Linked DNA regions of Homo sapiens: region 1 is linked to region 2. A link is a contact called in ENCODE Hi-C or POLR2A ChIA-PET data. All regions are on one chromosome and are shown on one strand. The core of a region is the stretch at or near the end of the contact, and the rest is flanking DNA. Distances in the headings are between cores, read along the strand shown.

Region 1 (7,532 bases), core at 4,115-6,614, 38 kb before region 2:
TTAGAGGCAGTAGTACTTTAATAATTGAACAGTTCACCAACATCTGCTATGGCAGTTTGCTCGAAGCCAGGGATACTAAGAGGAAAAAAAAGAAAAAAGAAACATAGATTCTTGCCCCCAAGGAACACATAATTTAATGGTGGGGACACACGCACAAGCAGATCATCACAGCGTAGGATGTGGTAAGGAATGCGGGGAGGCTGCAGAAGCAAGCTTATTCCAGCCCCACAGAGAAAGGTACTGAGATATGAAATTGAGTAATGACAGCTGGAAAACAGATCAAACTGGAGAGCCTATGCTCCAAGTGCAAGGTAGCTACTGGTGTTTAATTTCCAGGTGGCTCTACAGCTGGGCAGAACAAGAAAAAGATAGAGGGTCCTGGAGAAAGAACATCAGGTCCAGGGTATCAGGTGGATGCAAGTCATGGTGACAGATAATAGAATGAAGTGGATATGCTTTGAACTAATGTTCCAAGATCCTGAGATTTTTATGTCAAAGTCCCACTACAGATACCTTCATCCTTGTCTTGGAAGATGATTTTGACATTAAAATCCTAGGTTCCCATTTGGCTACTTGTTGAGTTGTATCTCCAATGGAGGAGGAAAAACTGCTTCCTGAGAGATTTGGCAAGCTCAGGAACAAAGAAGATCTCACTTCTACCCAGAACCAGAGCTCTAAAGCAAGAAACCTATGTCTGGCCAGTGATAGTCTACTATTTTCCCGTATATGTTCCTTGTGTCTGTATCTAAAAAGGAAGTGAATTTTTGAAACCTGCCTCGGCTGTCTCCTGCCTTTCCCATATTCGTTTCGTTCTAGGCCTTCCCTCCCTTTTTTCTACAAGACCTGGTGGTGGTTACTATGTCCCTATTCTTTTAGTGATGTCAAGAAGTAGAGTGAGGCAAGGTGCAGTGACTCACGCCTGTGATCTCAGCACTTTGGGAGGCCTAGGTGGGCAGATCACCTGAGGTCGGGAGTTCGAGACCAGCCTGACCAACATGGAGAAACCCTGTCTCTACTAAAAATACAAAAAAAAAAAAAAAATTAGCCAGGTGTGGTGGCACATGTGTGTAATCCCAGCTACTCGGGAGACTGAGGCAGGAGAATAACTTGAACCCGGGAGGTGGAGGTTGTGGTGAGCCGAGATCACGCCATTGCACTACAGCCTGGACAACAAGAGTGGAACTCCGTCTCCAAAAAAAAAAAAAACAAAAAAAAAGAAGACGAAGTAGAGTGAAAGCCGCAACGATAAATAACAAACAAAAAACCCAGCACCTATGAATTGGTTGTGTCATATATTTCTCTAGAAGTGATAAAGCCAAGTTTCCAAAGCTAGTTCTTAACAGTGTCATTAATGGGCTTGTCTTCTCAGTTTTGCTTAGGTAATGTGACATAAACAGGATAATCAGGTCATTTGCTTATTGTTCTGCTGAGGATTTTTTTTTTTTCTTTTCTACCCACTGTCAAAAGTGAGTAGCAAAAAACAAAGCAAGAAGTGGGTGAACACTGAAAAACTATAAAGCACTATACAAGATGTTAAGTGACTTTTTTTTTTTTTTTTTTTTTTTTTGGAGACAGAGACTTGCTCTGTTGCCAGGCTGGAGTGCAGTGGCATGATCTTGGCTCACTGCAACCTCTGCCTCCCGGGTTCCAGCAATTCTCCTGCCTCAGCCTCCAGAGTAGCTGGGACTACAGGCGTGCGCCACTACACCCAGCTAATTTTTGTATTTTTAATAGAGACGAGGTTTCGCCCTGTTGGCCAGGCTGATCTCAATCTCCTGACCTCGTGATTTGCCCGCCTCGGCCTCCCGAAGTGCTGGGATTACAGGCGTGAGTCACCGCACCTGGCCGCGACTTTTATTTTTAAAGAAAAGGAAAGCTGAAAGAAATAAGTAAATTTCATTTTTTTCCCAAAATGAAAAGGGTAAGATATGCAAAGAGGAAAAGAAGTAAGTTTCTGTGAAATTCAGTACATCCTTAAGACTATAGCATTTGAGTCAGATAGAAGAGATTAGATTCTTTCTCTGGGTTCTGATGGTTGCATGGGTGTGTGTGGGGCGAGTGATGTGGTATTGCTTTCTAATCAACTTCTTACTGCCTTCAGGCATTATCAGTGTTCTTTCTTCCTGGATGTCAGAGCCACTTCTAATAATGACTGCTTTCAGCTAAACAACAGTAGGCATTCTCTTCGAAGGGGTAAAAATGACTTGGGTCATTTGTAGGCTGCAGCTCTTCATAGTCATTCAAATTCAGCATATTCTGATGGACAAGGCCATTACACAGTATTAATAGCTTTACCATCTCACCATGATAGTGATTACAGTAGTTCTTTAATATCGCTGCTGAAATGAAAGAGATAAATCTACACATGAGAAACATGCTTTTTTTTTCTAACATAGAGATAATGTAAAGACACAGTATTAAATTTTAAAATTTCAAAATTTACAAAACAAAGTTTCTTAAAAAACAGAATATTTAAAGTTATGCCCAGCATGACACAATTTTTTTTTTTTAAATAGAGATGTGTGTCTTATTAGTTGCCCAGGCTGGTCTTGAACTTCTGGGCTCAAGCACTCTTCCCACCTCAGCCTCCCAAAGTGGTGGGATTACAAGTGTAAGCCACTGTGCCTGGCCACAAACCATATTTTAGAAAGTGCACTGGACAGGCACAGTGGCTTACACCTGTAATCCCAACACTTTGGGAGGCTAAGACAGGAGGATTGCCTGAGGCCAGGAGTTCCAGACCAGCCTTGGCAATACAAGGAGACTCTGTCTCTACAAAAAGTTAGCCAGGTGAAGTGGTGTGTGCCTGTAGTCCCACCTACTCAGGGAGGCTAAGTTGGGAGGATCGCTTGAGCCCAGGAGCTTGAGGCTGCAGTGAGCTATGATTGTGGACTGCACTTCAGCCTGGGAGACACAGCGAGACCCCATCTCAAAAAACCAAAAAAATTGAAAAATTAAAAAAAAAAGTGCATTGGAAAAGAATTCTCATCCTTTTTAAAAAAATATGGTTTGATTTTTAAATGTATTTTTTTCTTGATAAATGTAATGGTCATTTGAAAGTGCAAATTATAGACTGTGTCAACAAGATTACTTTTGCCTTGGCTATACGCAATACAAACTCAGAAAGATTGATGCATCTGGGGAAAACAAAGTAAATCCTATCCTTTTTAGTCTGTTTGACATATTAAAGTGACCACTGAAGAAGAAATGAGGGCATTAATCTCGATTCTATCACCCCTTTGCTGGGTAAAATTGGGGAAGATTTAACCTTGAGGCCTCATTATCTCATCTAGAAAATAATGGGATAGGTTTAAATCTCTGAGGTGCAATAGCATTCTAATGTTTACACTTCAATACATATGGCTTCTTCTAAAATATTCTTAGTCATTATGGTTTATATGTCATGATCTGAGGAAGAACCCCCACCCCACTGCCTTTTTTTTTTTTACACATTAAAACAGAACGAAGCCAAAACAAAAATAAATTTTATTCTTCTGTCTTATACTGTATGTATATCCCAACTCAGTCACTTCTTGTCCTGCATGGAAATAAAAGTGGGATAGGGAACATGAAAGAAAGTATATCGTTTTTAGAAAGGATCTTATAAGAAAACAAAACAAAACAGGTGCTAGGATCAGAGGTCTTCAAGAAAGCTGACTTTGGGGCACAAAAATGCCTCGAAGGGTCAGAAGCAGGAGACAGACTGGATAGAAAGCATCACGATAGGACTTTAAACAGGGTAGGGAACACAAGGTAGAAATTGGACCAGATAGTTAAATATATGAACTCAGAAGAAACATCCTACTTACAAATAAATCTGCCCTGAAGGAGTTTTAGGTAGAGGGTAGGGATGACAAAGGCACATTAAGGCAATTTTCAAATATACTGGCCAAAAGGGGATGCCCAGAGAGAACTTCTGCCCCTTACACATAATGGACACCAGCAAATGATTAACAGTATTGGCAAGGGAGGGGTTTTTTTTAAAGACATTTTAATTCTTTGTCATTATAGTATAAATTAAATATGGATATATTGGAATAAGTCCCAGTTTTTGTGAAAAGATACAGAACTAAACAAAAACAAAGAAATAAGTCCAGTCACTAGGAAAGCAAGTCTGTTTCTCTCAGAGGGCTTTCTGGAGTTTTGCCCATAGAATTGAAACGTGCATTTTCAGACCCATTATGTGTTGTTTTTGAGAATTCTTAAAACAGTGGTTTTCAAAGCGTGGTCTGGGAACACCTGAGGCTCTCCAGACCCTTTCAGGTGTCTAGGAGAGTAAAACTGTTTTCATAATAACGCTAAGATGTTATTTGCCTCTTTCACTCTCACTCTCTCATGAGAATACAGTGGAGTTTCCCAGAGACGACATGAACTGTAATATTGTAAAAGATTGAACGCAGAAGCAGATGTAAGAATCCAGATGTCTTCTATTAAGCTTGACATTAAAGGCAGTTTCAAAAATATAAAACAGTGCTACTCATCTCACTATTTTTATTTGAAAAATGGCCTTTTTAATGTTATCTATGTGAAGATGTTTATTCTTAAGTGAATAGCATTTAAAATATTTTGTTTCTGCGTTTAATATTATAAATATCAGTAGATATCGCCTACATAAGCCAAAGCTCTTTGAGGGTCTTAGAACAATCTTAAGTGTGTAAAGGAGTCCTGAGACCACAAAGCTTGAGAATATTCTAGAGGATATGTGATTCCTCTAGACCTTATTAAACAGTGGGAGGGGCAGTTAGTACAGCACAAATTTACCTAGGGGACCTTTTTCATGGTTACCTATGAGGCACTTCAGTAAGAATTTTCACAACAAACAAAGCAAGCAAGGCCATTGTTATTCTTCCCATTTTTTAGATAGGAAAAGTGAGGAGTAGAGAAAGTGAGTGATTTACCAAAGATTGCAGTTAAGTAGAGCTGGAATCATTTGGTACTTAGACTCCCAGTTCCATATGTTTCCATTTCATTTTGCTGACTGAGCTGACTGCATTGATAGCAGAATAAATCATCAATCTTCTAGCTGACCTCAGTATAATCAATGGCAACCCCCACCTCTTTGTAAAGAAAAAATGTCAGACCAGTTTAATATTTGCTATGACAAAATAAATAACAGGCATTATTACTCATACCCTGAATGATATCAGTGCCTTTGAAATTCACTGACCAGGTGGAAAATGTATCACGGGAAAATGGGATAGCATATACCTTGGGAAAATACAACAAAACAAAGCCCTCATTTTTGTAAACAGAGCATGGAGGACATGCTAGCAAGATGGAAAAGAAGATTCCAGGAAGGCCCATCAGGATCTGTAAAGTGAATATTTGCTTGTGATGTGAGTGTTCATGGTAAAAAAAGGCAAAATGATTATACTCTGGTGTATTGGAAAGAGCGTGACTTGTACAGCAAGCTAGGAAGCGATTCTTTATAGAGCAACTCTGGCAACTTCCTTTAGAGGACAGCGTCTAGTTCTGTCATTATACTTGTAAAAGGTGAGAAATGCGGGAGCTTCTGAAGCATATCCATGGCACGATTAGCACACAGAATTCTGGAGGGAGAGGGAGGAGGAAGGAACTTGGAATAATTGCTTGCTAGAAAGTCAGGGAGGGGTCACTGGTAGTTGCCTGTGGTATAAACTGTGTGTTTCTTTGATTTCAACACCATGTGTCAACTTGGATCTTTTGGAAATATAAAATATTTCTGCTCTGTACTTCATTACATCTAGCAGATGTTGCTTTATGTTTTTGAACCCCATTTGCAGAATGAACATGATATCATATAACATACTCCTAAAAACAGAAAAGAGGAAACTAGTTAACTGGCCTCTTAGCAGAACAGTTTTAGGAAGGTCCAGACTTTTAGTCACTGCCTGTCTGAAGTACAAAAGTAGAATATATTCTACAAAGAAAAGAAGTAACACAACATGTTCATTGATGTAAACTGAAGGAATGTTCACTTACATTTTTAGACAAATTAAAAAATACGTGGCAGGTTGACCAAGGAGGGTAGTCTATTACTGAATGGCTGTCTCCTTCCCACTCCTCATCCCCTCTTATTTAAAAATGAAAATGTGTTCTTGCAGTATTTACCAGTGATCAAAAAAAAATACAGACAAAAGAAAAAGAAAATTCCTCTTTTCCATGACTCAGTATTTTTAGGTTATCACAAACCTATTCAGCTTCTGAATCTTATTAAAGTCAAAATATTGAGTCAATTCATCAGCACTAAGCTATTCAATTTTTGCTTTATGCATGTTTTGAAAGCAAGGCTTGATATAGATGGTGTATTTATGTAACAATGGTGTTACTCAATGACCTTGCATTTTTCTGCACATGCTATCTTAATGGAAATTTACTGGAAAATTCTTGCCAGAATAAACACATTCCTTCAGGAGTGAAAGGCTTAATGTACTTCTAGTTCAACTGCACCTTTTTCCCTTGAGCAGATAAACCCAATTATTTGGCGTTAGTCATTATACTTCACACAGTTTACAGTACTTATTGTGGTCTCACAGGGGGGTAAGAGTTAAAGGAGACAGAAGTAAGGTGGTCAATTTCACACTATGAGAGAGAAAACAAAAGGATAAGGCATCTGTCTATTTGACATGCAATACGAAAAATGAAGCTGGCAGTCATCTGTAAATTAACATTAGCTATCCTGGTAAGGCAGAAGTAAGGAATATGAACAATACAGATAAGTTGAGCTGCTGAACCAGAAATTTAAAAATATATATTTTTTATTTTTAAGAGAGGGATGACTTTCTCATTTACATGTTAATTTAAGAATCAGGAGTGAAAACTCTACAAGAAAAATACTGGCTATGTAGTGGCCATTGGGGCCGGATATGGGGACCCAGGTGGAATACAGAGATGTAAACAGGACGATTGAGGCCAGGGAAGGAGGAAGTACCCCTTGAATTAAGGGATGAAGAAGGCAAACAATGAACAATGGAGACTTAAGGAAAGAGATTCACAAACATGTCTAGACTTAGGCTTGTTGGCCCCTGTCCTAATTCCCACCCATCGCCACCCCAAGGTTGCTACTGGGGAGAGAGTATAGTGATTGTTTATTCATGTATGCAACCAGCATTAATAAAGTTTGTAATCAAGGCAGGAAGAATCATCTTTAAAGGAATAAAACTGGCTTATTAGCATATTAAAGCTAAGTGCTCAGTTATACTGCATTTATTTGCAGCAATAAACAATTAAGTTCCTTGCCTTTTTCTAACCAGTTGGAATTAAGCTGCTGGATAGATTCGCCCAGAGTTTAGTGACCCTCTCCCTTATGTACTATTAAAATCCTACTATTTTAAACAATTTTGGGAAAGGTTAGTTTAAATGTGAATGTTCACACACTATTATTTTGTTGTAATTTTAAAATTATTTTCAATATGTACAGTAAGTAAAACCAATCTGGCAAACAAAGAATTACTTCCTGGAAGTCCTTCTTGAGAGAAGCAATCTGAAAATTAGAATAGCAAAACAGTTATTCAACTATTGTCCTCACTCAAATTGTATTCTTTAAAAAAATT
Region 2 (7,236 bases), core at 1,675-4,174:
GGATCACGAGGTCAGAAGTTTGAGACCAGCCTGGCCAAAATAGTGAAACACTGTCTCTACTAAAAATACAAAAAATTATCCAGGCATGGTGTTGGGCACCTGTAATCCCAGCTACTCAGGAGGCTGAGGCAGGAGAATCGCTTGAACCTGGGAGGCAGAGGTTGCAGTGAGCCAAGATCGCACCATTGCACTCCAGCCCGGGCAACAGTGCGAGACTTCGTCTCAAAAGAAAAAAAAAAGAAAAAGGCCAGGATCATAGACTCCTGCAGATGGGGGACCTTGACATCCTATGCATAATTAGTCTTAGTGAGCCGGCCAGACGAGACACTCTCAACCACCTTCCTGATTCACACAGTTCCCTGTCTTGCTGCATCCAGGGTAGCCTGAGTCTGGCTGGTGAAAGAATAATTCCTAGACTTCCCAATTTGAGCCATCCCTTCTCCCTTGCCTTTTCTTCTCTCTGGATGACAGTTCCTTCCCACTGTTCCAGGGTACCACGTGTCCTCCTGCTGTCATCTTTGTGCCTCACTTTTTGGCCTGGGGGATAAAGCTTCCAATGAATGCATGATAAAGATGGAATTACCCTACAGGGGATGCATACTGCATATCCCCTCAGGGGATTTAAATGTAAAGGGGACTCATACTTGGAATTGTAGCTGTATCTGGAAGCAGCCATTAACTACTAACTTTTACCCTATCTTCCAAATTCACCTTTAGCTCTGCACTGAGATAGCACAAGTAACCACTGCCCACATCCAATACATTGTCTTCCTGAATTTGAAAATCCAAGAGAAAATAGGAGAAAAGAGAGAGAATCTCTCTTCATTTTCATAACCCCATTCTTTATGAAATCGTTAGAGCTGGATCAGGACTAAGTGTTTCTTGGGGAGTGCACACTGTCCTGGCCTGCTTCTAATGGGCTGTGGTGTTGCCAGGATTGGAATTACTCTTTATACATTTCACAGTTTGCATCACCTGCTTTTTTTGATAAGTTGCCTTGATTTAGGACACCAGTTTCGGCCTCCTTGGCTCTTACTACATAGTGATCTCATTTTAATAGGATTCGAGTAACCTGATATATTCTGATCATAATTTTCCACTTGTGTCCCCTGGGTTTGGTGTCTGGTACTTAGAGCTCCCTGAAACTGTGGTGTTTGTAAGTTTCATAGCTTGTCATTGTCTCACTTCATGTAACACCTATAGCACGTTTGCCACTAGTGGACATTGTGTGATTCTGAGACGAGTTCTTTTAAGTACATTCACTAACAAAGATATAATTCCTCAGAAACAGGTAACAAACATAACTTCATATTACCCACATTGGCAAGATAGTCCTCAATTCACCGAGTTCAAAGCACTCGGGCCCTCACTAGCAGACTGCAATGGCCAGCTCACAGGAGGCAAAAATACATTTACTTCAGTACAGAATAGTGAATATAATGCAGATTTTACTTTGCAACGAGAAGGCTGGCAGAAGGACAAGTTTAACTAAGTGTAATTTCTAAGAAGGCCAATTAAGTGGATTCAGCTGGCTCAACTCTTCAACCCAGCCTGTTGTCATATGCCAAATTATGCAGCAGCTGGTCCATTATAAATAATTTAAAAGATAATATGCAAAAATGTTGGTTGTCTCTTTTCCCCCTGGCCCCACCAAATTTCTCTGTACTATTCTCTCTCCCTCTCCCTCCATTTTTTCTGCCTCTCTTCTCTGGATCTTCCTCTGTTGTCCTTTCCTCCCTCATTCTTTCCCTGCTCATTCTTTCCCCCCTCATTCTTTCCCTCCATGCCCCCTCTCTCTCCTCTTCCTTCCCTCCCTATCTCCCACTCCCTTTTTCTATCTTTTCCTCCCTCCTCTTTTTTTTTTCCTCTTCCTCCTTTTCTCACTCCCTCTTCCCTCCTCTCTATTTCTTTTTCTGTCTTTGCCACTCCCCTTCACCTATTTCATCAATTACAAAAATAATTGGGGGTAGAGAATGGTTGTTGTGTTAGGAAGAGAAAATGTGGTAATTTGCCTTACAAGAAAACAAAGAACATACTTTGGGAGAATGGTTTCATGTAACAGAGGAAAGTGACAGAAACTTGTGATGGTTTTTAACGTGATAGGATTTATATATAGTAAAGAAGTATACAAAAAATAGTAATTACAAAACTCAATTGATTTATTAGTAATAATTTGCCTGACAAATTTTGTAGAGTTCTGAGGTAAGTGAACTAGATATTTCTAATTCTGCATGGACTCAGACTGTTTTTTGCAGCTGGCAGCAGGATGGCTGTGCATTAAAGACAGGTATATTGATGTATTTTCTTGCCTCGTTTACTATAAAATTGGGTTTTCCATTTCCCGTAGGTGACTAATCAGAGGTAGCCTTCTGTTTTAGTCCCAGAGACTGATTATGTATTTTTTTATGTAATATACTTCTAAATTTAAAACATATACTTCTTTTTTAATGATTTTTTTCTTAATTTAACGAAGATTTATAATATGTAGATGAAGCCCCCAAATGGAACAATTATTTTAACCAGTCTCTTAATTAAAACTTTATTACTTACAGTTTGTGGAATGTCCAGGAAAAAGTATAAATTTTAAAATGTTTTTTGGCCTTAGGTACAGTTTTTTGTTGGTAAAGTACATTTGGATTAGAGGAGAGGAGTAGTTTTTTTTCTGAGTAAAAGAAATATTGACTTTTGGTAGTCTGATTTGTCTTGTCTAAAGAGCAGAGTCTCTTGAAAGTGAAAATGTGTCATACTCTCAGCAAGAAAAAAAATGCACTTCTAGCTGCTTCTTTTTTTTTTTTTTTTTTTTTTCGTGCCTATCAGAATCTTTGCCAAGAACTAGAAGCAAAGTTTTATGAAGGGACTTTTAATTGGGAAAGTGTCAAACAGCATGATGCCGCCAGCCTGCTGAAGCTCTTCATTCGGGAGTTGCCCCAGCCACTGCTCAGTGTGGAGTATCTCAAAGCCTTTCAGGCTGTCCAGAGTAAGTGCTATCCCTCTTTGAAGCAGTCCTTCTGCTGGTGCCATCTATGTTAATTGTTTTAATGACATTTGGCATCACAAAGAACGCAACCAGACGTATTTGGGTGGACATATTGACTCAACTGATGTCAGTGGGTGCTCAGCTGCCATGCATTGTTTTCTGTTTTTCTTATAAATATGCATTCCTGAGTAAACAGATAACAGAATGTTCTCTTTGGGTACAGATTAATTGCACGACATTTAAGCAATACAATATATTTCAGTGTTAAAACCTGGAAACTTCATGTTTCTCTTATAATAGAATGAGTCACATAAGATCTCTGATACAATTTTCTTGCCAAGTGTTAAAAAGCAACACTTACTGGAGAAGCTGTGGATGAACAGTTATCATAAAAGCACAAGGAGAAGTGGTAGGGTCTCTGAGCATTTCTTGAAAAATTAAATTCTGAGGTTGTCATGCAGAAGTGTGGAGCAAAGCATTTTGCTGCCTCATTGGTGGAAGGTCACAAGCTGCTTCTTATGTACTGCCATTTTGTCGTCTTGGGCAAGCTACACATTAGTGTCTCTAATAGTTCTCGATTCTTTTTCCAGTGAACCTAGATCTTATAAGGTTTATCTACTGGCCTAATTATCCATTTTACACCTAGAGGCCATGAAGAAAAGTAAAAATGCCATCACTGCCTTCAAGTAACTGTATCTTTATCTTTTAAACAGGGACACTTATAAGAATGAAAAGGGGCACTATTAATAATTATGGTGAGCTCCCAGCACTTTGGGAGGCTGAGGCGGGCAGATCACTTGAGGTCAGGAGTTCAAGACCAACCTGGCCAATATGGTGAAATCCCATTTCTACTAAAAATACAAAAATTAGCCAGGCATAGTGGTGCGCACCTGTGATCCCTGCTATCCGGGAGGCTGAGGCAGAGAATCACTTGAACCTGAGAGGTGGAGGTTGCAGTGAGCCAAAATCACACCACTGTACTCCAGCCTGGGAGACAGAGTGAGACTCTGACTCAAAAAAAAAAAAAGAATAAATTGCGGTGAGCTACAGTTTCAACCAGAACTGTACCAGGCTATTCTTAACACATACAATATTGAGATGGTTTCATGAGTCATCTCGTATCATGACATTTCTTCAGAATTTCTAGGAGAGACGGAACTGAAATCTCTTCTGTTTAAAGTATTTTTTTCTTAACATGTTTCTTCTTTAAATAGAATAAATTACCTTCTGTGGGAAATATTTTTTAATGTTTAAATTGTGCTACGTTGCATACATTTCCTGGATATGGATTAAAGGACCAAATTTATTGCTGAAAAAGAAATGCTGGAATGATTCTAAATATCCATGAGTATTACTTAAATGGGGTAAGGGCTGCTGAAAATGATAACATCAATGATAATAATGCACCTCTTAGACTGTTGAGCTGCTGCTTCGTTTTCTAATTTATTCCACAGGCATTTATAAGCACCTATTGTGTTCCAGGCCCTATTTTACATATTCCTGTTGGAACTGATGGACTCTTACCATGCATTTGTTCACTCGCCATTAAAAGAAACAAACCACTGTTACGGACGCACCCTGATACTGTATCATGGAAGGTCCAATCCTCTATGTCTTTTCATTGGGGAATAATTATCACGCAGAAGTTAAAATTATTTCCAAAGCACTGTTGTGTGTCTGCAAACATAAGGCCGCACGTCATATGATCACAGTTGGAAGTGAGCATTCTGAGAGAGAGGAAGCTCCTAACAGCAGCTGCTTCTGCTGATCTCCCACAAACACACTCTCAACAAGGCTTGCAGCTCAGTCGTTGTGTCTTACATTTTACAGTCATGTTTATGCCAAATAACTTTTTTCTTAAAAAGTGAAAAAATAAAGTAAAGGAAAATGTTCACTGAAGAAAAGAGTTCAGATTTATTTAATTTGTCTGCAGATCTTCCAACCAAGAAGCAGCAACTACAGGCTTTGAACCTTCTTGTCATCCTCCTACCTGATGCAAACAGGGACACACTGAAGGTCAGCTTGGTTAATTTACATTAAATATCCCTTAGAAGTAAGCACAGTAATTTTTCATTATTTGTGGCAAAACAATAAGATGTGTATCTTGGACATGGTCATAAAAGTCTATAAAGAAAAAGCCTACTTTTAAGGACAGAGGGTGAAAGCCTTTAACTCTTTATGAGGTTGTTATGTTACTAATGTTATTAAGTTTTTGTTTTTTTTAATTTTCACTGTAACATTTCTTCTTCCAAACCAGACGATTGAGGTTCGTCGGTTAATGGAAACGTGGGTGGTTTTTTGTTTTTTTTCTCCTTCTTATTTCTTTTTTTTGCATTTATCAAATTATATTTAATAAGCAGGTAGCAGTAAGGTAAAATATAAATGTTTAAAACAAAAATCCTAAGTTTTATCAAATATAACCCACTACTACCTAAAGATATGACAGTTTGTAGTTTGAAATGGTAGATTTTGAAGTGAGTCATAATGGTGATTTGACACAATTGTTAGCCAAAAGATAGACCAACTCAAACAAATTCTAATTATTTCTCTAAGGGTTCATCCGGAGTTTCTGATTTATATCACCATTTTGAAGTGATTTGCTCTAATGTTTATATAACTTAATATCATCTACTTTAAGTGTTGTCAGAAGCTCTTATAATCAGGGATTGTGCCACACTGATTTATTTTCCTTAACAGCAGAGTTTATAGAGTAGTTGTAAAAGGTTTAATTATAAACTCTTAGAAAAAGGAAAAAAAATTAACTTAGTAAAAGTATTATCTTAAGTTTTTCCCTTGCCTTAAAAATATTTTTTATATGGGTAAAGGGCTTCTTTACCCTCTTCATTTTTTTCTATTTAAGATGAAATCTCATGACAAGAGCTTTCAAGTTAAGAAAACAAATTTACTAGTTGGTACATCTTGGAATTTTTTTCCTGTAATTCATTAAAACTCCTTGAATTGTAACTGCATGAGTGATAGTTCTTTAATGCCCATGGAATGAATATTAATACTCAACTTTTCTTGATGAAGCAGCTTATGGGGATTACTGGAGGTAAAACGCTACGTCCGCTACAGGAGAACTTCCAAAGGGTTATTCCCTTTCCTAAATCAGAAAAAAAGCCTTTTGCTTCACTGGTTGTCAAATGAATAACCCAGAAGACAGCATTAGGTTTTATTTCAATTTGCTTTTGAGACAGAGGTCAACTCAGAAAGGGTTATATTCAAAGAGTGTGTGCCCAGGGCTACTGTGTAAGTGTGTGTAGATTGTGGCTGAGACAGGGACATATGGCCCAGGACAAAGTGGGGCTGACGATCTAACATGTCCTCAGCTTGTCAGCAGTGCTCCCGACACAGGGCTTCAACTACTCAGAAATAGGGAGGAACATCTTTTTCTTACTCATTGACGACCCTATCAATGCCCAGTGTGCAGTGGGTACTGGAAAACTTATGATTTACTTAAGATACCCCTACATTCAAATGAGTTCAAGTAGTTGTAGGAGGAAGCATTCAATTCAATATGGCTGCTTTGGGTGTGGCTGAGCTGGAACTCTTCTTCGGGCTTTGCCCTCAAAGTCCCAGGCATATTCTTTTAAAAATTCTGTTAAAAAATAGTTTTAAAATTATAGGATAGTTCTTACATTTTGTGTATGAGGCTATCGGAAAGATAATTTTATAATTAAGGGGGGGGGGAGTACTATTTTTGGTAAAAAACTGGAAGATGCAAACAAGTAATTTTACATGTTTACTTAAGCTTTAGTGACTTAATTAGCCAGCTCTGCTGAAGGTTTCAAACTAGAACTTTAATAATAGAACATTTGAACAAGAATGCCATATGTGCAAAGAATAAGCCATAAATTTAGTTCTGTAAAAGGGAAGGGAAACTCCAATGCAATATAATTTCAGGAAGTCTAACGCAAAATTCCCTGACTTATCCAGTGCTAGCAGCACGCCTTCAGTTGTCATCTGAAGGACAGAATCATGTGCATGGTTGTTTGGAATATTGCTACAGCAAGTCTAAGGGTTAGGAGGCACCATGTTAAATACCACATCTTGGTGTGGTAGTAAAGTGACAGGTGTGTTTGGGCAAGCTGCTTAACTACAGTTACTTTTCACTTTGAATTATGGTGCATTTGGACCAATGATCACACCTACCTTTGACTTGGAACAATAGTGAAGACTGATTTTAAGATAGCAAGAGGGGATCCATGTTAATATAATTCTTGACATTTATCTTTTTTGTAGTTTTAAGAAGCTCATTA

What was found. Hi-C counts contacts between places; a loop is a spot of excess contacts on that map. ChIA-PET counts read pairs that join two places held with the same protein, here RNA polymerase II (POLR2A). Pooled maps may share reads with other maps.
Region 1: a map of GM12878 shows a loop between it and region 2 (2.1-fold over the local background). The contact joins two enhancer-like sites. A Hi-C loop is called at or near these places in 3 of 168 maps with a recorded cell type or tissue (A673, CD8-positive, alpha-beta T cell and GM12878), 5 of 37 single-sample maps with no recorded cell type and 5 of 50 pooled maps. POLR2A ChIA-PET finds 5 or more read pairs at or near these places in 13 of 52 experiments (A673, AG04449, BJ and 8 more).

Annotation. Positions count from the first base shown.
Region 1 is chr6:129,643,589-129,651,120 of GRCh38, reverse strand. The region is part of intron 1 of ARHGAP18 (Rho GTPase activating protein 18); the gene reads left to right. Among named protein-coding and RNA genes, the nearest start is that of ARHGAP18, 63 kb to the left of the region's middle. RefSeq lists an enhancer at 3,880-3,959. Within about 2 kb of position 5,364, at least 7 of the 41 ENCODE cell types and tissues checked have a DNase peak (open chromatin) inside an H3K27ac peak, as active enhancers do.
Region 2 is chr6:129,603,634-129,610,869 of GRCh38, reverse strand. It overlaps ARHGAP18 (Rho GTPase activating protein 18), which reads left to right. Exons shown (of 15, transcript NM_033515.3): 9 at 2,818-2,977; 10 at 4,911-4,993. Among named protein-coding and RNA genes, the nearest start is that of ARHGAP18, 100 kb to the left of the region's middle. Within about 2 kb of position 2,924, at least 2 of the 41 ENCODE cell types and tissues checked have a DNase peak (open chromatin) inside an H3K27ac peak, as active enhancers do.